Linked DNA regions of Mus musculus: regions 2 and 3 are each linked to region 1. A link is a loop called in an ENCODE intact Hi-C map of the cell type or tissue named here. Cell type or tissue: heart. All regions are shown on one strand.

What was found. Peaks named below come from ENCODE experiments on the same cell type or tissue, not always from the same donor. Only the 100,000 strongest peaks of a DNase experiment are listed, where the experiment ranks them.
Region 2: it touches region 1 in a loop (11-fold over the local background); 29 of 42 quality-filtered maps call a loop at or near these places.
Region 3: a loop joins it to region 1, with 6 times the contacts of the local background. A loop is called at or near these places in 2 of 42 quality-filtered maps.

What each region holds. Positions count from the first base shown.
Region 1 is chr2:11,109,934-11,117,933 of GRCm38, forward strand. No RefSeq gene overlaps it. Among named protein-coding and RNA genes, the nearest start is that of Prkcq, 58 kb to the right of the region's middle. In heart, a CTCF peak has its summit at 3,477 (motif pointing right); no DNase peak of the experiment used is centred here.
Region 2 is chr2:11,285,051-11,293,050 of GRCm38, forward strand. Prkcq (protein kinase C, theta) reads left to right here. Exons shown (of 18, transcript NM_008859.2): 16 at 5,339-5,527. Among named protein-coding and RNA genes, the nearest start is that of Gm13293, 50 kb to the right of the region's middle. In heart, no CTCF peak of the experiment used is centred here; a DNase peak (open chromatin) is centred at 3,581.
Region 3 is chr2:11,543,128-11,551,127 of GRCm38, forward strand. It overlaps a transcript of Pfkfb3 not described here. Among named protein-coding and RNA genes, the nearest start is that of Gm10851, 25 kb to the left of the region's middle. In heart, a CTCF peak has its summit at 4,692 (motif pointing right); no DNase peak of the experiment used is centred here; H3K27ac peaks cover 295 bases; H3K27me3 peaks cover 673 bases.

The DNA of each region.
Region 1 (8,000 bases):
CCCTTCTCCAGGTCAACTGAATACGAATCTTCTCCAAAACACCTGTGGACTCCTTGTTTCCATTTTAGGCTTTAAGAAGCCTTGCTGCTTTCATGACCCGCTCCCCCTGTGTGTGACTGCTGATTTCTCCTAGACTTCTGCCGGGTCACCTCTGGTTTTTCTTTTTCTTTTGTCTTAATGCTAAAAGCTGCAATTTTAACTTTGCTGTTACTCTTACAAGGATTGCTAGTGTTTTTAGCGACTCAAGTTTGCACAAGTTATGCGTCAACCTGCCAGGCACAACATTAATTTGTGCTGGGCCTTGTCAGATGTTGGTATATGATTTAGCAGAACTCAAGGATTTAAAAGAAGTATCTATCACTTTGCGATAAAAATGTCTATAGAGGGTTGGTGAGAGGGTTGAGTGGCTGAGTGGCTGCTGTGCAGGCCTGACAGACTGAGGTCAACCCTGAGTCAACCCTGAACACACATTCGGAGGTAGAAGGAGAGAACCAACTTCACAAAGTTTTCCTCAGACCTACACACACACACACACACACACACACACACACACACACGCACGCACGCACACACGCACGCATGCACGCACGCACACACACACACACACATACACACACACTCATACACATACTCACATCATACAAGTACGCACACAGTTATGTTTTTGTAATGATGATGGTAGTCAGAAAATATTTTATTCAGTTTCTTTCACATGAAAATTACATGTGCCTTTTACATGGCCATATCATAATGCTGTATGTCTTCTTTATTGAAAAGACAGTTTGTGACGATGTACCCGGAGAACATTCTTTCGAGCCTTTCTTTTTTTTTTTTCTTTTTTAATTTTTTTATTAGATTTTTTTCATTTACATTTCAAATGCTATCCCCAAGGCCACCTATACCCTCCTCCTGCCTTGCTCCCCAACCCACCCACTCCCACTTCCTGGCCCTGGCATTCCCTTGTACTGGGGCATAGAATCTTCACAATACCAAGGGCCTCTCCTCCCATTGATGACTGACTAGGCCATTCTCTGCTACATATGTAGCTAGAGACACAGCTCTGGGGGGGGGGGTACTGGTTAGTTCATATTGTTGTTCCTTCTATAGGGTTGCAGACCCCTTCAGCTCCTTCATTAGGGGCCATGTGTTCCATCCAATAGATGACTGTGAGCATCCACTTCTGTATTTGCCAGGCATTGGAATAGACTCACAAGAAAGAGCTATATTAGGGTCCTGTAAGTAAAATCTTTCTGGCATATGCAATAGTGTCTGGGTTTGGTGGTTGTATATGGGATGGATCCCCGGGTGCTGGCGAGGATGTGGAGAAAGAGGGACACTCCTCCATTCTTGGTGGGATTGCAAGCTTGTACAACCACTCTGGAAATCACTCTTGTGGTTCCTCAGAAAATTGGACATAGTACTACTGGAGGATCCAGCAATACCTCTCCTGGGCATATACCCAGAAGATGTTCCAACTTGTAGTAAGGACACATGCTCCACTATGTTCATAGCAGCCTTATTTATAATAGCCAGAAGCTGGAAAGAACTCAGATGTCCCTCAACAGAGGAATGGATACAGAAAATGTGGTACATTTACACAATGGAGTACTACTCAGCTATTAAAAGCAATGAATTTATGAAATTCCTAGGCAAATGGATGGACCTGGAGGGCATCATTCTGAGTGAGGTAACCCAATCACATGTACTGACTGATAAGTGGATATTAGCCCAGAAACTTAGAATACCCAAGATACAATATACAATCTGCAAAACACATGAAACTCAAGAAGAACGAAGACCAAAATGTGGACACTTTGCCCCTTCTTAGAATTGGGAACAAAATACCCATGGAAGGAGTTACAGAGACAAAGTTTGGAGCTGAGATGAAAGGATGGACCATCTAGAGACTGCCATATCCAGGGATCCATCCCATAATCAGCTTCCAAACGCTGACACCATTGCACACACTAGCAAGGTTTTGCTGAAAGGACCCTGATATAGCTGTCTCTTGCGAGGCTATGCCGGGGCCTAGCAAACACAGAAGTGGATGCTCACAGTCAGCTATTGGATGGATCACAGGTCCCCCAATGGAGGAGCTAGAGAAAGTACCCAAGGAGCTAAAGGGGTCTGCAACCCAATAGGTGGAACAACAATATGAACTAACCAGTACCCTGCCCCCCAGAGCTCGTGTTTCTAGCTGCATATGTATCCGAAGATGACCTAGTCGGCCATCATTAGAAAGAGAGGGTGTTTCTAGCTGCATATGTATCAGAAGATGGCCTAGTCAGCCATCATTAGAAAGAGAGGCCCATCGGTCTTGCAAACTTTATATGCCTCAGTACAGGGGAACGCCAGGGCCAAGAAGTGGGGGGGGGGAGGGTAGTGGGGGGAGGGTATGGGGGGACTTTTGGGATAGCATTGGAAATGTAAATGAAGAAAATACCTAATAAAAAAAAGAAAAAAAAGAATGGGGAACAAAATACCCATGGAAGGAGTTACAGAGACAAAGTTCGGAGCTAAGACGGAAGGAAGGACCATACAGTTATTTTTTTAAAGTAATGACAACAATATATTGCTTCGCTTGTTCATTTTGAGACAGGGTCTCCGGATGTAGCCTAGACTCTCTGTTCTCCATCCTCAACCTCTGACTGCCCGTGTGTGCCTCAGCTTCATTCAGTTCTGTATTTACTAAAAGGAAGCTGTTGGAAAAAAAAAAGTCTCTTTTTAAAAAAATAGTGCACACTATTCTGGTAAAAAGAAAAGTCCTGTTTTCCTTTACCCTTCACAAGTACAACTTCATAAGATTGGCACTTCTGCCAGTGTTGTTCCCCAAACACAGAGGGGAAGGAGAAGGGGGGGGAGGACTGAATTAATGAAGCGAAGTCGATACGCAAAGGAGACAGGGCTCTTGTGTGGCAATCAGAGAATACAAATTACTAAACATTGGGAATATTCTGATCTGATACTGATAACTCTATAGTGTCCCCACTCTTGGAGGCTTTTGAGAATTTGAAAAAGGTGTGCCTGGCTAGTTTTCTGTCAGCTTGACACAATCTAGAGTTATCTGAAAGGAGGGAATCTCGATTGAGAAGATGCCTCCATAAGATCTGGCTGCAAGGCATGTTCTTACTTAGTGATTGATGGAGGAGGACTCAGCCCCTTGTGTGTGGGGCCAACCTAGCTTGGAGGTCCTGGGCTGTATAAAAATGCAGGCTGAGTAAGCCATGATAAGCAAGCCAGTAAGCAACACTGGTCCGTGGCCTCTGCATCAGCCCCTGCTTCTGGGTTCCCGCCCTGTGCGAATTCCTGCCCTCGCTGCTTTTGATGATGAGCCCTTACATGGAACTGTGCGTGAAATAAACCCTTTCCTCCTCAACTTGCCTTTGGCCAGGTTGTTCCGTCACAGCAATGGTAGCCATAAGAGGATGTATTCTTTGGCCTAGGGCTTCTTCAAGTTTTGTATCTAGTTCCATATTTTACCACGAGGGGGCACTGTGCCTACCTTACAGAACAGACTACCTTCTGGATTGTCACCGGGCAGACCAGTCTCCAAAGTGAAAAGCGTCAGTTGGGTTTTCTAACATGAAGAATGTAAATGAACCATGTTTTCTTCTTCTTCATATCCAGGAGATATGAACTGACTGAATCTCCCACCAGATGCTAGCTGGAAGTTATTATCCAGCCAGCTGGCATTGATGAGACCAGCTAGCAGCTACAGCCTCCACTTCGGAGACCTCTCTCAGCATCAATGAACTGTATTTTGTTCTAAGGTTAAGTGTTCTCTTCTTCCAAACAACTCTCTCAAAATAGGTCTCTAGACCGATAGACAAAGAAAATGGAAAGGGCAGGAGGAGAAAGAGACAGGAGAGAGAGACTGGGAAGAAAGGAGTTGGGAGAGGGGGACAAGCAGAGGGGAGAGGAAGGAGGAAGAAACACACCTGGTTTTTGTTTGTTTGTTTGATTGATTGTTTGTTTGATTGATTGATTATAATGTTAATCCATTTAACTTTCCACCTCCATTTTCATTCCCACCAGTCTTTATTTTTATGGGGTTATTTAATGTTCTCACGGTAGTGGTAGTGTATTTGAGTGCACACGCATGTGTGCCTGTATGTGTGTCTGTATGTGTCTGTGTCTGTGTGTGTGTGTGTGTGTGTGTGTGTGTCATCTCATTCCACTGAGCTCTCCCATATACTGTCTCCTAAGTAAGATTTCAAATACACAGTCCTGTCTTTTCTTTATCATTCACTTGAATCTGATAAGAATTTAGCCACAATGGATATTCAGTAATCATTTGCTCATTGGTTGACTAACTGTAAGCTAACCAATCTGGCTTCTAAGGTGGCAGGTTATTGATATGAGATGTATTGGAAGCCTCGAGGTCTGAGCAGTGATCCAGAAAAGCTTCTGGAAAGCTTTGTGGGCACCAGGAGACCCTGATGGCATTGTCTTCTACAGTGATTACTTTCAGACCAGCCAATAAGCCCCTGGGACAACCAGTGCAAGAAATACCGCCTCAAGGATGCTGAAAGCCCCTGTCGTCCAGAACCAGCTGGAGCAGATATAAGATGGCTGAGCTATCAACTCACATTAGGACACAGGGTAGCAGTGACCCAGCAAAAACAGCTGACATGTGACAGACTGCTGTGGGTAGTGAGGGGAGTTCTGGTTCTCTTTGCAAATTCCCATGCTGCTGGGATTAGTAGCAGCACTGTGGGTAAATGATCAGACTCTGAAGGGCGAGCCTGGGGTGCTCTGAGAAGGAGCCAATCAGGAAAGGTTTTCCCTGCCAACACATGAAAAGACAGAGAAAAGGTACCACCTGGGAATCGGGGCCCAAAGCATGCTGCCGTTTTTATCTTAGACTTCTTGCCTCCAAAACGATCAGAATTAAGCTGTTCTTATTCATAAGCTGCCCAGGCTGTGGTATTTTGCTATAGAAACAGGAATGAAATAAGACATAGATGTTTCCTCGTCTTGCTTACAACATGCTCTGTTCAGTGAGTTCCTTCAAGCCCCCATCTTTTCTCTCCAGTCACTCCATCATTCCTGGTCTCTGCCCCAACCACCTGGAACCTCTGTACCTCTCTGTGTCCAGAGAGGAGGAGAGGAGAACGAACGTAGATGAGGAGCCGGATGTTCGCCTGTGGATGTAGACACTCTGTAGAGGCACTCCGCACAGCTTCGGGAAGAGCTCAGTATAAATATTATAGCTCTAAGGGGAAAGGTTTCCCCAATGGAGGCATTGAAACTCTGAAGGGAAAGGTATCCTGCCAGTCAGGGGCCAAAGAAGACTACAAAGTCTTACTGCACAACACACCTCACACAAGAGATTTATTGGTAGACACACAAGAGGGTGGCTGCATCTGCCGGGGCTATAAGCGCAGGAGGCTGAGCAGGAGAAAGGTTTTATAGAGGATTTGAGGGGCAGTTTCTAGGATGAAGATTTCCAGGGTGGGGATTGTTGGGCTATCAAGCTCAGAGACTTGGTTTTTAAGCTCAGGGATTGGTAGGTTTTTGAGGTCAGAGATTGGTGTGCTTTTGAGCTCAGGGATTGGTGGGGTTTAGTAAGCTTTCACACCTGGAAGTGGGCTTAGACCTTTCACCCTATCTTGACCCCTTGGCCACACCAGCTGAAAGGAAGACTGAGACATACAGGCTCACCCAAGAGCCTCATAGCCACGCTTTAAAGGCTCAGTGTCAAGGAGGAAAAGAAGCTGACTGGAGACAAACTTCAGTCTCTCTGTCCGATGGTGAGCACACAAGCCTGAGTGAGCTCATGAAGCGGCTCCTGGAATGGCTTGATTAGAAAATTGATTCCTGTCAGCAAGCATCCTGCTTTCTTAAACTACATCGAGATCACAAGTAATTCCAAACAAGTACAAAGCGGCCATCGCTGCTGACAAATTGGGACATGCAAGGCCTTTCCAGAACTTCTTTATTGGTTGAAATGAGTACAAGTTCCCCCCCTTTCTTATCCATCAGGCAGAAATACCCTGACTGCAAAATGACTAAGTGTTTTTGGTAGCAAACCTCAGATGACAGCTTCAAGGAAATCCTGGGGGCTCTTCTTATAGTACTGTGAATTCTTGGGGCAGCCTTGGACACTTCGAAGATCTGGCCAATGTTTGTTTTCAGTCTCTAGAAGGTTCCCAGAGATCACTAATCAGAAGCTAGTTGACTAGACCAAAGAAAATAGTGCTGAAATCTATCCTCAACCGTCCATGCAATTTATCAAAGCGTGTCTGGTCAGACTGAGCCAGCTGCCCGACTGTTACCCACACAGGGGATTAGAAGAAGTGGCTCCTGGCCCAGAGTGAGATGTGAGTTTATGTTGGAATCTACACTCTTTTCAAAATCAATTTTTGTTTGTTTGTTTGTTTGTTTGTTTGTTTTAGTTTTTTGAGACATGGTTTCTCTGTATAGCCCTGGCTGTCCTGGAACTCACTTTGTAGACCAGGCTGGCCTCGAACTCAGAAATCCGACTATCTCTGCCTCCCGAGTGCTGGGATTAAAGGCGTGCACCACCACTGCCTGGCTGATTATCTCATTCTTGTGATTATCTCATTCTTGGTGCTAGGAATCAAACTCGGGGTCTGGTCATGCTAGTCAAGAACTCATAAGATTAAGCCCTTCAGATACGGTTTTAATACATGCAAGCTCGGAATAAGACAGGCAAGGAGATATTAGCCCATGTGGAAATAAATATATTAATAAATCAACACAGGCAGACTAATATGAATATACTCTTTAGAAATATTTTGCACCAACACTAATAGAACATTTTGCTATCTATGTTATGTCATAAATCCTTTAAATTCCTCTTATTAAATTACTAGCACATGACCCTTATTAAACATAAAAATAAATCTATATTGTTACATTTTATTTTGTGTAAGAATAAAAAGGAAACCTTACATGACTATATTAGTCGTTGGCTCAGCATTAAGATCTATTATTACAGATAATGGATGTGCTATTATAGACAGTCAGAGAAATAATGAAGTTTGTAAGGGTTTGAATCTGTTCCTATTTAACCAGGAAAATAAAGTCTGTGTGTGCGCTCGTGTGTGTGTGTGTGCGTGTGTGTGTGTGTGTGTGTGTGTGTGTGTGTGTGTGTGTGTGTGTGTGTGTACTGTATGCCTCTGTGTGTATGTTGAGGTACAGGAATGTAGGTGTGCATGGGGGGGTGTCAAAGAGCAACCCCAACTGCTATTTCTTCAGTATTGTCATCTTGTTTTCTGAGACAAGGTCTCTCAGTGTCCTGAAACTCACCAAGCAGGCTAAGCTGTCTGGCCAGTGAGCCTCAGGTATCCATCTGTCTCCACCTCCTCGACTCTGGGAGTACAAGGCACACTACCTCGCATGTTTTTGTTTGGCTGTTTGGTTTGGTTTGGTTTTGGTTTGTTTCGGGGTGTGGAAGTCAGTTCCTTTTGCTTGTTTGACAAGTTCTGCCCTAAAACAGAAGAGGTTTCCAGTTGTCTGCAAGGAAATGTTTCAGTGGATGGTGAAGGAGGTGATAAGCCATGGAGCTGCTAGCCCAGGGAAGAGCAACAGAAGGAAACTGCAGCTACCTTTAAAATGAGGCAGAAGAAAACATTGCTACTTTCCACCTGGGAGCATCCCCACCTGAGGGACAGCTGGGACACCCTGACCTGTGCCTGCTAGGGGCTAAGTCAAAGGGAGCGGAAGATGGGAGCAGAGGTCTCCTTCAGACTCTAAAAAATGAAAGTGCCACTCTGTGACCCCCTCCTCCCAGCATGCCAACACATCACTAATGATCTGAAACTCATGCCAACTCGATGCCTATGGGAACTACTACAGATTTGAATGCTTTTCGGAAAAAGGACATTGGTGATTGGGAACATAAAGAGAAATGGGCAGTGGTTAATAGTGAAGCGTATTGTCAAAGTTTAATTACAGGACAGGGAGAGTTCAAACTGTTGTTGTTGTTGCTTTAAGTGAGACTCAGAAATGGAAAAAAAACATACAAAGGAACT
Region 2 (8,000 bases), 180 kb after region 1:
TAGTTCTCACTTCTTATTGGGTATCCACTTCCTCTGTCTGTCTGTCTGTCTGTCTGTCTCTCTCTATCTCTCTCTCTGTGTGTGTGTGTGTGTGTGTGTGTGTGTGTGTGTGTGTGTGTGTGTGTGTGTGACTCTCTGTCTCTGTCTCTGTCTCTGTCTCTGTCTCTGTCTCTGATCACCTTCTTATTATGTAGTGGTACCCAGAGAGGCAAGAAGAGAGTGGCAGATCCCCCTGAAGCTGAACAACAGGTAGTTGTGAATAGCCCAACATTGGTACTGGGAATTGACCTCCAATGCTCTGCAAGAGCAATATGGTGATTTGTATATGCTTGGCTCAGGGAGTGGCACGATTAGAAGGTATAGCCCAGTTGGAGTAGGTGTGTCACTATGGGTGTGGGCTTTAAGATCCTCATCCTAGCTGCCTGGAAGTCAGTATTCTGCTAGCAGCCTTCAGATGGAGATGTAGTACTCTCAGCTCCTCCTGCACCATGCCTGCCTGGATGCTGCCCTGCTCCCGCCTTGATGATAATAGATTGAATCTCTGAACCTATAAGCCAGCCCAATTAACTGTTGTCCTTTGTAAGACTTGCATTGGTCATGGTGTCTGTTCACAGCAGTAAAACCCTAAGACAAGCAATATTTGCTATCTGCCCAGCCACCTTTCCAGCCCCTCCTTGAGTATTCTTTAATGAGTAACTTTATCTATGACAATAGTTTTAGCTCCAGAATAAGCATGGTCAGGCCAAACTTTGTCTTACTACAGACCTATATACATCACAGACTTACATAGATCACATGCCCTTCAAACTTCACAGCCTCCAAACTCACTTTCTCTGGTGAACCTTCCCTCTCTCTTTTCCTTAATATATCTTTCATGACTAACCATGAAGCCACCTACCAGTTGTCTCAACAACAACAAAAATTGAAATACAATATTCAAGTGTTCTTCTCTATCTCCAAATACAGCCAAACTCCAAGGCTTTCTCGAATGGGATCTCTCACTTCCTGGATGCTGAGACTGAATCAAGACTTGCCCCTTGTTTTTTGCATCGTTTTATTGGCCTCCAAAGAATGTCCAGTTCTTCTCCATCCTTTCTGGGCATTGCTCTAGGAAATCTGTCTCCTCTTGCCCTGAATCCCAGATATGGCAATACCCTTCCTCATGGCTTCTCTCCATCCCATACATCACCAACCTCTTACATGTTTTCAAGCCTTTGAAACACATTTATTTATCAGTCTATATGATCATCATTTATGTATGCATGCACACATGAGGGTCATCCTAGTTTACATGGGAAAGTCAGAGGACATTTCACAGGCATCAATGCTCTTCCTCTACCAGGTGGCTTCCTGGGGATTGAACTCAGGTCATCAAACTTGTCAGCAAGCCCCTTTACCCCCTGAGCCATCTCAGCAGCCCCATATCCTCAAACTGTTTGATGATGTTTCTTTATCAGTTAAATAAACACTCTAAAGATATGTATATGTGTTTACATTACACATTCATTGCTACATTCGTGGTCTATGATTTAAAGAACATGGCTAAAATGTTTAAGATCAAATTGAACTAAGAATGAAATATAAAAAAAAAAAAACTGGTACCAAATAGCTTAATTTTATTCTACTTTGTTAATAGTAGAAGGTAAGAATATGTCATTAAAATTAGATCAAAAAGCTTTTTGGAAATTATTTCTTTGCAGGGCAGTGGTGGCCCACACCTTCTATTTCTTTTATAATTGAGATTTAATATAATTACATCATCCCCCCTTCTTTTTTCTCTCTCCAACCTTCCTATATATCCCTCCTTGCTCTTTCAAATTTATGGATTCTTTTTTCCTTAATTGTTGCTATTGCATGTGTGTGTTCCTAAATACATACATTCAGCCTGCTTGGTCTTTACATTATTTGTGTGTGTGTGTGTGTGTGTGTGTGTGTGTGTGTGTGTGTGTGTGTGTGTGTGTTTCCAGGGCTGACCATTTGATAGTAGATGACCAGCTAGAGTGCTCTCGTGTCCCTTAGTTGCCTGTAATTCTTTGTCCAGGGCTGAGGCTTCATGTACTTCCTCTGCCCTCTTTAGCCCTTCTTCAGCTTGTGTTTAGCAGACCTATTGGTGAGACTTTGTAGGTACAACTTCTGAAGTTCTTAGGAGAGACAGCCTCACAGCAAATCTGTTCTTCTGGCTCCTACAGTCTTTCTTTCCTCACGTCAGCACCGTTCCCTGAGCCTTCAGTGTGGGAGTTGTATAATAGAAGCATCCCTTGGTACACTGGGCTCCAACCTCCGGGGTTTTTTTGTTTGTTTGTTTGTTTGTTTTTCTGTAATGATTTCTCCATCTGCCACAAAGAAAATTTTCCTTGATGAGGGATGAAGACTATAACTTTAAATTTTCTTTGGTTTAGGGCTTAGCAGGTAAAGTCACTTGCTACCAAGCCTGACAACCTAAGATCCATCCCACGATAGAATGGACTCCTGGGAAATTGTCCCCTGACCTCCACACGTGTACATGGCAAGCACATGTCTCCCTGCATTTAATAAACGTAATTTTTTAAAAATCATTTTTTTAAAGTCTTGGTTTAATGATCTAAGGCTCTGGAACTGAAAGGTCTAATGTATTTCTTCCGATTCTCATACTATCATGGCTGGTAAAGGGCCAAGCAGGTCCAATATGAAACAGAATTTGTAATCTGTATTTAGCAAGGACTATCCCTGATGATAGCAGATATAAGTCCATCATCCAAAACACTACTTTCAAGGCTTTTATTTTTCAATCAAGCTTCTTTTTGGCCAAAATATGGTTAGTGTGTCCGCTGGTTCAGCTTCAGACGTGGCTGAGGGACCATTTCCTACCTCTCATAGATTCGTATCATTTATTTAAACTCTCTCTCTAATCCGAATGCTCTGATCGCAACTGACTAACGGGATTCATGTCATCGAGTAGCTATTCAACCTCATCCAAGGAGTGTGCGCACCTTAACACAATAGCTCCAAGGCACACCCACTGCAAGGGACAAAGGGAGTCTGTGTCAGCACGTGACAAAGGCATTATTATAATTTGGCTCATTTCTCCGGTTTGAAGCTGGGTCTCAGTTCTTGGAGGAAGGCAGAGCTAGGGAAGGTTGACCCTCTACCCAGTACAGCTCTGCTGCCCTCTCCACCTCAGAACAGTTAGTGTAGAAAGAACCGTGCAGGGAGAGAGAAATAGCAGGAGACGATTATCAACTATGGATTGAAATCCTCAAAGACTGGACTTCAGAACCAGCTCTCAACTCACTGTGAGATCTGAAATAAGACACAGAGCCTCCTAAGTCCAGCCATCCTCCTCCAGGGATAACAGCAGCGCGTCCGGACATCGCGTATGAAATGACACCTGGTGTATGTTAGCATTCCCTCTTGAACAGCCTGTTCCCTGTGTGAATGTGCAGTCTGCTCCTCCCTCCCAGCATAAAACTGCATTTACTTTAACTAACATAACCAATCTCGAAGCTCTAATTTCCACGACAGCTGTCTCCTGGCCTCCAAATTTCATTTGTTCCTCTAAAATGAAGTTGTTTACATAGAGGCTTGTTGCTCAGGACCGGCTCTGGTTGCTTTGGCGCCACCTGGTGGCTTACCGTGGGAATTGCGTCTGAGCCTGGTACCTAGTACAGGAGGTTTCCTTTTGAGTGTAGGGCTGAACCAATTGATTATACGTACTCATGGTGAATTCACAGAAGTCGACTTTTACATTATTCCTTAAGGCCAGTGAAGTTGACTTTTTGTTTGTCAACTTTAAAGTGAGCTTGTATATTTAAATATTGAATTGCAGCTATCAGGTAGCAGTTCACAATGGTGGCAGATTGCAAAATGATCTTTATTTTCACTCATGGGGATAAGTCTCATCCAAGTAGCTGTTCAGCACTGCGCTTGCAGAAGATTTCAGGTCACAAATCCTATCACAAATCACCGTGAGTTTCCTACTTTCCACAGGCTCTTTAGAGCCACCCTGCAATAAGATAGCAAGTGTGACTATCCTCTCTACTAAGGTAGTTTATAAAGGGGTAAGGAGTCTTCCCCAAGCTGTGCAAATGAGAGATTTGGCACTTGAAGGACATGTGGGGCTTTATACAGCCACCAGAACTGTTGGGTTGTGGGACACTGTATCGTGTCTCTGATCCAGAGGCTGGAGTATCTCATCTGAGTGGAGTCTTGCTTCACCTAGCACGGAAGTGCTCTGGGCTCGTATATGTTTGTAAGTTTGGGTAGCATTGGGCTGCATCTACGTATCCCAGTTTCTTTGTGCATTCATTCCATTGATGGGCTGACGCCCTACCTTAGATCCCATGCTGCTACATTAAACAGAGTGCCCATGTGTCTTAAGCACACTGACTTTTTTGCCTTTGTTTACACACCCGCCCACCATCACATCACCTTCAGCCTTCATGCAGTCATGGATCCCACTATGAACTGTTTTAGCAAAGCCCGGGCCTGCTGCACTCAGCTGATATTCACAGTGGCTTGTACAGTTTTGGCCTTTCAACAGCAGACAAGGAAGCTGTTGAACGTGGAGGTACAAAGTCTCTATTGCTATAAACAGTAAACTGATCAAAAGGATTGATTTATTTTGTAAGTTCAGTAAATTCCTACCTTTAATCCTCCTGCCTGGATGACAGACCCAGACCGTTCTCCGAGCTGCTCGTAGCTCTGGGATGTCCTCTGACTTCTGGGTCTGAAGAGTTCTGCTCTCCTTGCTCATGCTAATCACATGACTTGATTCTTCATCCCATTGACTAAGCGCATAACTCTTGACGTGCACAATTGTGATTGGCTAGGTTTTAAAGACTTGATTAAGTGGTATCTCTGGTTCATCAGTTCCCCTCAGTGATTTTATGCAGAGCTGAGAGAATATAAGTAAGTAGGTTTCACTTAGCAGTCCACACCAAAGGTAATAATGGAGAACTTAGCGTCAAGCCAGCTCTGTAGGACACAATACCTACCTCCCCAGAACCTCATAGCACAGATGGGAAAATAAAAGCTACAGGCTTGCTTCAGTCATTGCACTCAACGCCAATGAGAAAAATGCAAAGTGAGACTCTGAAGTGTTTACTTACAGGCAGAAACTTGGTCATGGCGGAGCCATTTCGAACCGGCGCTTGCCAGAAGATAGCGTCCTCAGTCGAGCCTGTAGATCACGACAGCCAGTCATTTATTTACCTTCAGCCTTGGAAGCGTGATCAGTCGTCAGGCGTACGTACTGATGATGCTCTGTGTTATCAGTCGTCAGATGTACGTACGTACTGATGATGCTCTGCTTTCGTCAGACGTACGTACTAATGATGCTCTCTCTGCCTTCGCCGTGCAGATCTTGCTGGGTCAGAAGTACAACCATTCCGTCGACTGGTGGTCCTTCGGGGTGCTCGTTTATGAGATGCTGATTGGCCAGTCCCCCTTCCACGGGCAGGACGAGGAGGAGCTGTTCCACTCCATCCGCATGGACAACCCCTTCTACCCGAGGTGGCTCGAAAGGGAGGCCAAGGACCTTCTAGTGAAGGTAAGACCTGAAGCCAAAGCCTGGGGCGCGCGTGGCTCACGGGGCGAGCGCCGCCCTGAAGTGTCCCCCAGCATTAGGAAGACAAGGCTGCAGAGATGGCTCAGTGTTTAAGAGCAATGACAGCTCTTCTAGAGGTCGTGAGTTCAATTCCCACCAACCACATGGCGGCTCACAACCATCTGCAATGAGATCCGATGCCTCTACTGTTACGTTTGAAGACAGCTACAGTGTACTCATGTAAATAAAATATATAAGTAATTTTTTTAAGTGACGGCAAGAGGAAGGAAGTAAAGCAAATCCTCTTTCCATCACTTTTAAGAGAAATGTCAAGGCAGGCTTGGTGACTCTGGCTCTTTAAGCAATCCCAGTACATGGCTTACTGCATCCTTTGTTTCCTATATGCAATACCTCTTTGGCCAGTGCGTCCTCCATCCCTGTTTGAACCTTCAGCAGGATGCAGACATCTCTGTTCTCTCCAGTGAAAGACAACCCTCTTAGGTCACAAACATCTTCTCATCGAGAAGCTGAAAGCATGGAGCCCGAGGCCCCAGTCAGCCTGTCAGACTCCTTGTGCATGCAAGCCTGCCACCCACCTCTGTCAGAGTTCTGGCCTGTGGAGGAGGGTTTACAGTCACACTGAGGTCATCTGCGACCTAGTTCTCTACCCTTTCAACTCTTGGGTCTCTGCTCAGGCCCGTAGTGATATAGTATTATAATACATGTAATAACAAGCACACGTGTTAGTATACATATATATCATATACACACATACACATATACATATATACTTATAGACAGCCTGAGTTCATTATGCATTATTAACCAATGAGACATCTCTCCAGCCCCTATTAATGAATTTTAAATCAAAATTTTGAAAGCATTTCAATGGATGGGATACAGTTCAGTGACAGGGTTCTTGTTTTTTTGTTTTGTTTTAAGCATACAAAGGTTCTAGTTTTCCCTCTCAGTACCAAAGCAAGGAGAGAGAGAAGGAAAGAAGGAAAGAAAGGGAAAGAAAAGAAGGAAAAAAGCAAGAGATTCCAAGACTCATCTTTCTCACTACTTGGCTTTTTTCCCCCTTGTGAAGAACTATTTAGGATTAAATCGAAAAGACTTTGTACTTCCATGTCTCTAAGGCAAGTGACAACTTGTCTGAGGTATTAGACATTTGGAAGCGACTCCAGAGCTCTCCCTGAGAATCAGGACCTCGAATCAGAGAGGCAGTGACAAAGCCTCATAGGAAACTCGGCCCGAGGTTAATAGAAGTAGGTATTTAGAATCCAGCTTGCACCTTCTGACTATGAGCCAAGCAAGCACCGAGCCCAGAAAACTCCCTGAATGGCCAATTAGATTCACTTTTAATGAGCAAACAAAACACACATAGAATAAAAGCTAATTTAAAAACTAGTTGTTGTTGTTTTTTTTTTTTTTTAAAGATGACAGAGGCAAAAAGAAGCTAGTGGGGTTTAAATGCACACAGTCTCACTTTACGTAAAGGCAAGTTCAAATTTCATGACAGTCAGAACGTTTTTCTTCACACTTGGCTCTGTGAAGAGCTCAAAGTGAATTGAACATGTCAGCTACAGATGCCATAACAAAACATACCCAGACTAATCAGACAATTTCTTTCTCACCATTTCTTAACTGCTTGGCACGCTGTCAGATGGCAAAGTGCACACAGATCAGATCCCCCTGCCTCCAGCAAGCTGGACTTATTGCACACTGGAATACACAGATGCATCTTACACAGCAGACAATTATTTCTTACCATTCTGGAGGTTACACATCCAAGATTAAGGTCCATCAGGGTCAGTTCTTGGTCCTGGCTCTCTTCGTAGAGAGATCTTGCTCTATCTGGAGGAGTGAGCTGAGAAAAGACTCTAGGGTCTCTCTCTTTCCTTCCTTCCTTCCTTCCTTCCTTCCTTCCTTCCTTTCTTTTTTTCTTTCTTTCTTTCTTTCTTCCTCTCTCTCTCTCTCTCTCTCTCTCTCTCTCTCTCTCTCTCTCTTTCTTATTTGGGTTTTTTAAAACAAGTTTTCTCTGTGTAGCCCTGGCTGTTCCTGGAACTTGCTCTGTAAACCAGGCTGGCCTTGAACTCAGACCCCCATGCCTCTGATCCGAGAGTACTGGGATTAAAGGCCTTGAGTGGCCACGACCAACTCATTCTTTTTTTCTTGTTTGTTTTTGTTTTTTGTTTGTTTGTTTGTTTCGAGACAAAGTTTCTCTGTGTAGCCCTGGCTGTCCTAGAACTCACTCTGTAGACCAGGCTGCCCTTGAACTCAGAGATCTGCCTGCCTCTGCCTCCCGAGTGCTGGAATTAAAGGCGTGCGCCACCACTGCCCAGCTTATTTTTAAGGACACTAATCTAAGGAGGTTAGAGCTCCAGCCCCGTGGCCTCATCTAACCTTCACCAGTTCCACAAAGTCCCTCTCCGCAGTCACACTAGAGTCAGGACTTCAATATATGACTTTTGAG
Region 3 (8,000 bases), 430 kb after region 1:
AACAGCTACCTGCAACCCCAATCCCAGGGGGTCCAAGGCCCTCTACTGACCTCCACAGGCAATGCACACATGTGATACACAGACATAAAAATTAAAATGTTTAAATATTTTAAAAATTAAATTGCAGGAGCTGGAGAGGCAGCTCGGTGGACAAGAACACTGGCTGCTCTTTCAGAGGAGCCAGGTTTGGTTCCCAGAACCCACGTGTCAGTTACTCCAATTCCAGGGGGATCCGACGCCCTCTGTTGGTCTCTTTGGGCACTCCTTGCACACAGTACACAGATGTATCTCTAAACAAAACACCCGTAAAATAAAAATAAGTAACATCCTTGTTTCTTCCTTTTGTTTTTTTGTTTTTTCCAGACATGGTCTATCTGTGCATAGCACTGGCTGTTCTGGAAGTGCACCACCGTCACCCGGCAATAAACAACATTTAATAAACACTTTTCTTAAATTGCTAGACATGGTGGCAAAAATCTCTCATCCCACACTTGAAAGGCTAAGGCAGTAGATTTCCGTAAGTTCAATGCGAGTCTGGACAGGGCTATGTAGAGAAAATCTGTTTAAAAAAAATTACAGTATATACATATATACATACACACACACACACACACACACACACACACACACCACACATACACACACATGACAAGCTTTAGGCCACCCAAGGGTATATAATGAGACCCTGCTTGAAGAAAAAAATATATATATATACATATATACATTTGCATGTGTGTGTGTGTGTATTCATGTTGCAAGACTGGCCTGGAACGCAGAGATCCACTTGCCTCTGCCTCCCAAGTGCTAGAATTAAAGGCGTGTGCCACCATGCCTGGCCTTAAAAACATTTTTGCAATAAGATGAACCTATGATGCCCGCTTTGGGGGAGGGCTGAAGCAGAAGATTACAAGATCAAAGCCTGGCTAGCCTATAGATAGTTAAGCAGCCTGAGATCCTGCCTCAAGGAGGTTAAGAGTAAACTTGAGAACTGGAGATGTGCTCCGTGGTGGAATGCTGGTTTAACATGCCTGGGGACCTGGGCTCTATCCCTAGCACTACCAGTTTCCCAGTAAAGCTGGGCATGGTGGTACTTGGGGAGGTAGAGACAGGAGAGTCAGGATTTAGGCCAGCCTTAGCTTATGACCAACCTGGGCTACAAAAGACGCTGCCTTGGGGTGGCAGAGTTCCTGAATTAATTGTAAAGTGCAACTCAGACAAAAACGTCAGGTTTTGGCCTTCTGCTACTAATGCTTCCGTGCCCACTGATCTCAGATGGCATCTGGCTGCCAGCAGGCTCAGATCTCAACAGAAAGGGCAGCCTTGCCCTAAAGTCTGTCTGAGCCCAAGTCAGACCTTCACTTTCTCTCTTCTGGTTCAAAGTGCACACTTCCTTTGAGGTATCTCCCTAACTTCCCCTTTGCCTCCACTAACTGATTAGCCCTTCCTTTCTCAGTGCAACTGGATGGTCAGTCAAAGCAGCCTTAAAGAGAAAGGTTACAGAGTCCAAAGCCCTACACTAACAACACCGTGGCGGCAGAGCAGCTAACCTAAAAGGATTTGGTATCTCAGTGTCCACGTGCATCAGGGGCACCTGAGCCTCTGAAAAATTCTCCTTGGGAAAGGGGAACAAGACAATCGTCCTGACAGAGTGTCTGCAAAAAAAAAGAGAGAGGTTGTTGCTGAGTAGTCGGAGAGGACAGTTTCTGAAGCAAGGTCAGAGGGAGGGCAGGTTAACCTTAAGCCTGTCTGCTCTTCTTCAAGTACCTCGATCATCTCCGCTAAGGCTTGAGACACCCTGGAGCGAAGACTCCTCGCTGAGATCCTAAGGCGCACCACCAGGAGTTGTACACACAGTTATGGGGAAACGGGAAGAGGGACAGTGCTCCCCAGACCAGAGCTGCTCCTCCTCAGCCTCTTCTCACTGGTGTCTACTCTGCAGTTGTTTTGGGGGGTAGGGGGGAAGAAGGGGCTAGCTTCTTGGTATCTGAGATAGGGTCTCATATGGCCCAGGATAGTCTCAAATTCTCTATGTAGACTGGGCATGGTGGTCCCACACCTTTAATCCCAGAATTTGGGAGGCAGAGAGACACAGGCAGGCAGGTCTCTATGAGTTCAAAGTCAGGCTGATCTACAGGGTGAGCTTTTGGACGTCATGGATTACATAGAAAGACTGTCTCGTTTTCTGTAGAGTTCGAGTTGTCTGACATTTAAAGAAAATAAAGCAAATAAAATTAAAGGAAACAAACTCCCTAAGTTTTTCTAGCTTCTTCACAAGTGCTGGGAACTAACAGTAAGGTGCTTTGTGTGAGTCTGTACTTGACTCACACTATACTTGGGCATACAAAGAAAATTCAAGGGCCTCCAACTTTCCCTCTAACCTACTGTAAAAGTGCATAGTCACCCTTTCCCTAGACAGCAGGAGGGACTTACACAGACGTTAGACTGTGGGAAGCCTATCAGGAAGCAAGCTTGTACTTAGGACAGCCTGCCCTGAGACACAGAGTTGCAGGCAGGCTTAGTGAGGGGATACAATGTAGTAACAATGTCAAGTTCAGTACTCAAGTCAGAGCCAAAGGAATAGAGACTGGAGGCAGGGTCTTTCACATGTCACTCACCTGAGAACTCAGCTTCTCACCTACACACACTGACAGATACACAGCACTATCTTTGGGGGGACAAAATTGCAGCTGGAATCCTTCCATCCCCTGTCCCCCTCAAGTGGCTCAGCCAGACCTTGTAGCCAAGGATGACCTTGAACTCTGATCTTCCCAAGTGCTAGGATCTCAGATATGCACCAACACGCTCAGGACTGTGAAGCAAGCCAGGGGTTCTGTGCATGCTAGACAAGCCGTTTATCAACTGAGCTACGATACCTACCGAGACACACACACCCTTTTCTTCTTACATCCAGTTTTGCTCTGAAGCCCCGCAAGCCAAACACACTTGGTGTCTGTGTGTAACAAGCATCCAAGCAACTGGACAACACCGACCTCAGAGTCAGAGCCAAGAGAGCATTAGCTCACTTCCTTCTCAGACACATAGGTAAATGGACTCCAGTGGCTTCAATGAAATCACTCAGACAGTACTTGATGAAGGTGACCTATGAGTGTCTCGTTTCCTAGCTTCCAAGTCATTCCACTGCCTCTTCCTGCCTAAGCCACTCCCAGAACCGTCTCGCGGGAGCGCAGTGACCGAGGTATACTTATTTACAGACTGACTGGTCAGTGAACCCGATCATCATCCTGTGGGATGAGTGGCCCCCACCTATGCTGAGGGCTGGATAGCAGATACTAAAACAGACTTGAAACTATTACCTTCCCTCAGACCACAGAGCTCCTGTGGGATCAATGAGAGAATCAGTGGCTGACAAAGCTCCCTCCTTAAGGATGTCTTGGGGTCTGCACTTAGAGAGAAAAAAGGAGGTCCTGACTGGGATATAGAGTCGAGGCCTTTTTTCACCAATGAGCATATATCTCTCACGTGATGCCGTCTCTCTACTTCTCACAAAGAGCTTGATTGTTAATAGAGGTTTAGTGTATCACTTGCTGTTTTTCTGACATAGATAACACACCATACCATGCCACAACATACCATGCCATTCTGTGCCAGACCAGACCAGACCAGACCAGACCAGACCAGACCAGACCAGACCAGACCAGGCCAGGCCAGGCCAGGCCAGACTACACAGCATGTGACAGATTGGGTCCATGTTCGAAAGGCAGATGCAAAGGCAGCTCTGTTCCTCACATAATTTGCTGTGTGACTTTTAGCAAGATACCTAACCCTTCTCAGCCTCTCTTTGCTTATTTCTCAAGCAGACATACTAATACTAAGGGGTCTCTGAGGGTGGACCTGAAGGTCACAGACTCACACAAAGAGCCTTGAGGGTGGACCTGAAGGTCACAGACTCACACAAAGAGCCTTGAGGGCGGACATAAAGGTCACAGACTCACACAAAGAGTCTTGAGGGTGGACCTGAAGGTCAAGGATTCACACAAAGCACCTTGAGGGTGGACCTGAAGGTCACAGATTTACACAAAGAGCCTTACTGTTAGGTCCCAGCACCTGCAAAGAAGCTAGAAGAACTTAGAGAGTTTGTTTCCTTTATTTTTTTTTATTCGTTCTTGGAGGAGTCTGGGCCTGGTTATTTTTATGGTTTTTAAAACTCTACTTCCTTGCTTTTTTTGATTGGTTTTGGTTTTGAACTTTGTGAGACAGCGGTTTATGGCCCAGGCTGTAACTGGATTTTCAGCTGAGGGTAACCTTTACCGCCTTCCTCCTCCACTCAAGTACTGGGCTGCAGGTGTGAACCACAGGCCTGGCCTTTGATTTTGTTTAGGGAATGGTCACAGTTCTTCTTCTTCTTCTTCTTCTTCTTCTTCTTCTTCTTCTTCTTCTTCTTCTTCTTCTTCTTCTTCTTCTTCTTCCTCCTCCTCTTCCTCCTCTTCCTCCTCTTCCTCCTCCTCCTCCTCCTCCTCCCCCTCTTCCTCCACAGTTCTTTTTTGAGACAAAGTCTCTCTGGTGCTCTGGCTGTCCATAAACTCACTGGGGCATTAACTCACTGTGCAGACCAGGCTGGCCTTGAACTCACAGAGATCTTCCTGCCCTTTGCCCCTCCCCCTCCACTACATCTAGAACAGTTCTAATCTGTAAGAGGATTTACTTAGCATGCTCGCCTGTGTGAGTTTATGTGCAGGATCCCACAGAGACCAGTAGAGGGCATCAGATTCCTCCACCCCCACCCCTCTGTGGTATGAGTGAGTATGGAGATTAGACAATTTTCAAAAGTCATTTTTCTCTTTCCACCTATTTACATGGGTTCTGGAGATCAAACCCGGGCCACCAGACTTGTATGGTAAAGAACTTTGTTCACTGAGCTATGTACATGGCCCTGGGTTTTGTATTCATTTAGTTGTTGTTATTTGTTTTATTTTGTTTTGGCCAAATCTCACACTGTAGCTGAGCCTGGCCTTGAACCTCACTAACTAGCTCTCACCAGCCTCAAACTCTTCAGCAATCCTCTGGCCACCATCTCTTGTGGATATTAACAGGTATGAACTGCTGTGTTCAGCAGTCTTGTTTTTGTGACACTAGGGAATCCAACCGCAGCTACATGCACATTGTGGGCATAGTTTCACCAGTGAGCTACTTCCCCAGCCCATCATTGCTAGTGAAACGTTGACCCACTATTTGTTGTCCCTTCTGACAACGAACCCATGCAAGAACACTTAAAATCCTATTGTTGGAAGACACTAGGCCTGAAAGAAACCTCAAAAAAAGAAATTTAGTCACAAGCCCAGGCTTTAGACTAAGCCATACCTATGAGGCTCTGATATTTTTCTCCATTTTTCTCCCTTCCCCTATTTCTTCTTCTCTGTGGTGCTGAAGATGGAACCCCAGAACCTGGAGATTTTTGTATGTGGGACAACCGTCTCCATCGTGGAAGATCCGGTCATTAAGGTGTCGCGTTTTTGCAGAAGTGCCACCTCAACCTCTCTCCACAGCACCTTCCAAATGCAACCATGACTTTCGTGACTTCCTGTGTCTAACTGACATGCTTCCTGTCCTCCTTTTTTGTTCTCTTAGATCTCACATTTCCTAACTTCTCCTATTCCAGCCGATCTCAAAACCAGTTTCTACAGTCCTGCTTCTTGGTCAGCCCTAATACCGAAAGTCTTCCCTCATGACAGCCGCAGTCACCCTGGAGACCAGTGGGGAGACAAGATGCCTAGCTGAAGTGTCATGTACTACCTCAGTGTATGAGGCGATCTGGCCCTACACTCCTCCCTCCACCCATATTATAAAATGTCACACCACGGGGGTCTGCGGCAGAAAGGCGGGAGGTCCCTTACTATCACCACAACACCAAACTCAGAGAGAGGCTGTGACTTCATCCATCACAGCTGGTCAGACACATCTCTCTCCATCTACAGTCTAGTTTCTTTAACAGGGGTGAGGAGAGGGTGGGGGGAGGCGTTTATTCTTAAAAACCAAAATCTCAAAACTACCTCTCTGTTACGACTTCTATTTGGTTTTTTGTTTGTTTGTTTGTGTGTGTGTTTGTTTGTTTTGGGTTTTTTTGGTTTTAGGGTTTGTTTGTTTGTTTGTTTGTTTTTAAACTAGAGTTAGTATTAAAGAGAGTAGAGAAAAACAGAAGAGTGTTGCTAGGTTGTTTGGTTGTTTGTTTTGAGACAGGGTCTCATGTAATCGAGGCTGGCCTCAAACTCACTGAAATCCTGCTTTTGCCTCCCAAGGGTCAGGCTTGTAGGACTGCACCACCATGCACAAGGTTTTGATTTCATGAGACAAGGTCTTACTATGTAACCAGGTCGGCCTTGAGTTCACAGATTTGCCAGCCTCGGCCTCCTGAGTACTGGGATTATAAACATGTCTTTCCACACATCTTAATTTTCGTTCGCAGTCCTCCTCCTCCTCCTCCTTCCTCCTCCTCCTCCTCCTTCTCCTCCAGTACAGTCTCAGGTAGGACTTGAACTTGTTATGTAGGCAAGGCTGACCTTGTATGATGCTTCCACCTCCCCAGTGCTGGGATTATAGGTGTGTACCACCCCACAGGGTTTATGCAGGGCTGAGATTGGACCCAGCACCTAGTATATGCTCTGCATGAACCCTGCCAGCAGAGTCAGATTCACCGCCCCATGCCAACCTCTGACCTTCCAGTCTTGGCACTTGTTGGATAACATAGGAGGTGAGCTCCCAGGAGGGAACCCCATGTCTATCTGGAAAATGTTGGTACACCGTTTCAAAGATGAATGTATGACTTGGCATGCAGTTGCTCAACTTTGCCCTAGTGAAGTTCAGGACATGTTATTGGGTGCTCCCTGCGGGTGAGGCACCTAAGGTTGATATCTGTGGTCCCAACAAATCCACTGTCCATCCTAGGGCAATGTACCTTGCAGTGTAGCCAGGCAGGTTGACCTGTGTGGATAGTACCATCAGGCTCCTGGCTCCAGGACTGCCAATGCTATGAGAACAGAAAGGCAAACAGGGTCTCACAGCGTCCTCCCTGAAGCCCGGCTGCTGCCAGCTGCCTGCATCCTCCACGAGAGGTCAGGACTTCAGTCAGACAGCTACTATGGCCCTCAGCATCTTGGGCCTAAGAATACACAGCATTCTCACTGACCAGTGGGGTTTCCCTGTATCCTACACAATCTTCCAGAAAAGGCTTTTTACTCTGGAAGATTCACTCTTCTCTTCTCAGCTTGCCTGAGACATGTTTCTTCTAAGCCCCTGACAGGGCTGGTCCCAGACCTTTTGAGTGGTTGTCAAGGCATAGAAAGAGGGCTGTGGAGGCTCAATAGCCAAAGGCTCTTACCACACAAGCTTGAAGACCTGAGCTAAATACCTGGAAGCTACAGCAGGAGAACCGACTCCACAGTGGTCCTCTGACCTTCATTGCACTCACACTCATGAGCACACAATAATAATAAGTAATTAAATATTAAAGACATAGAGCCATATCAAAGGATGGGCTTAGCAAGCATCCCTTTCTGACCTTTGACTCACTAAGAAAGCCTCCTCCGCCTGGACCACTGAAGAAGGCTCCTCTACTTGATTGCACTTGGTCTGGGGTGGAAAGAAGAAATGATGTTTTTATTGGTGTGCTATTCTTGTTGTTGAGTTGTTTGTTGTTGTTGTTGTTTGTTTTTAGTTTTTGGAGACAGGGTTTCTCTGTGTATCCTTGGCTTTTCTGGAACTTACTCTCTAGAGCAGGCTAGCCTAGAACATATAGCGATCTACCGGTCTCTGCCTCCCAAGTGCTAAGATTAAAGACGTGTGCCACCACCACCCTGCCCTTCCTATTATTTTTAATTATACTCTGAACACTTAATATGTTCAAACGGCTCAAAAATAAAAAAAACTTATAGATCCACATATGCTTCTTCTACCTGTGCTCGGGGTTGGGATGGGATAGAGTGTCCCTTTCATAACTGACCCTGTCACCTGCAGGCAGTTTCAGAGCATGGTTAATCAGGACACCT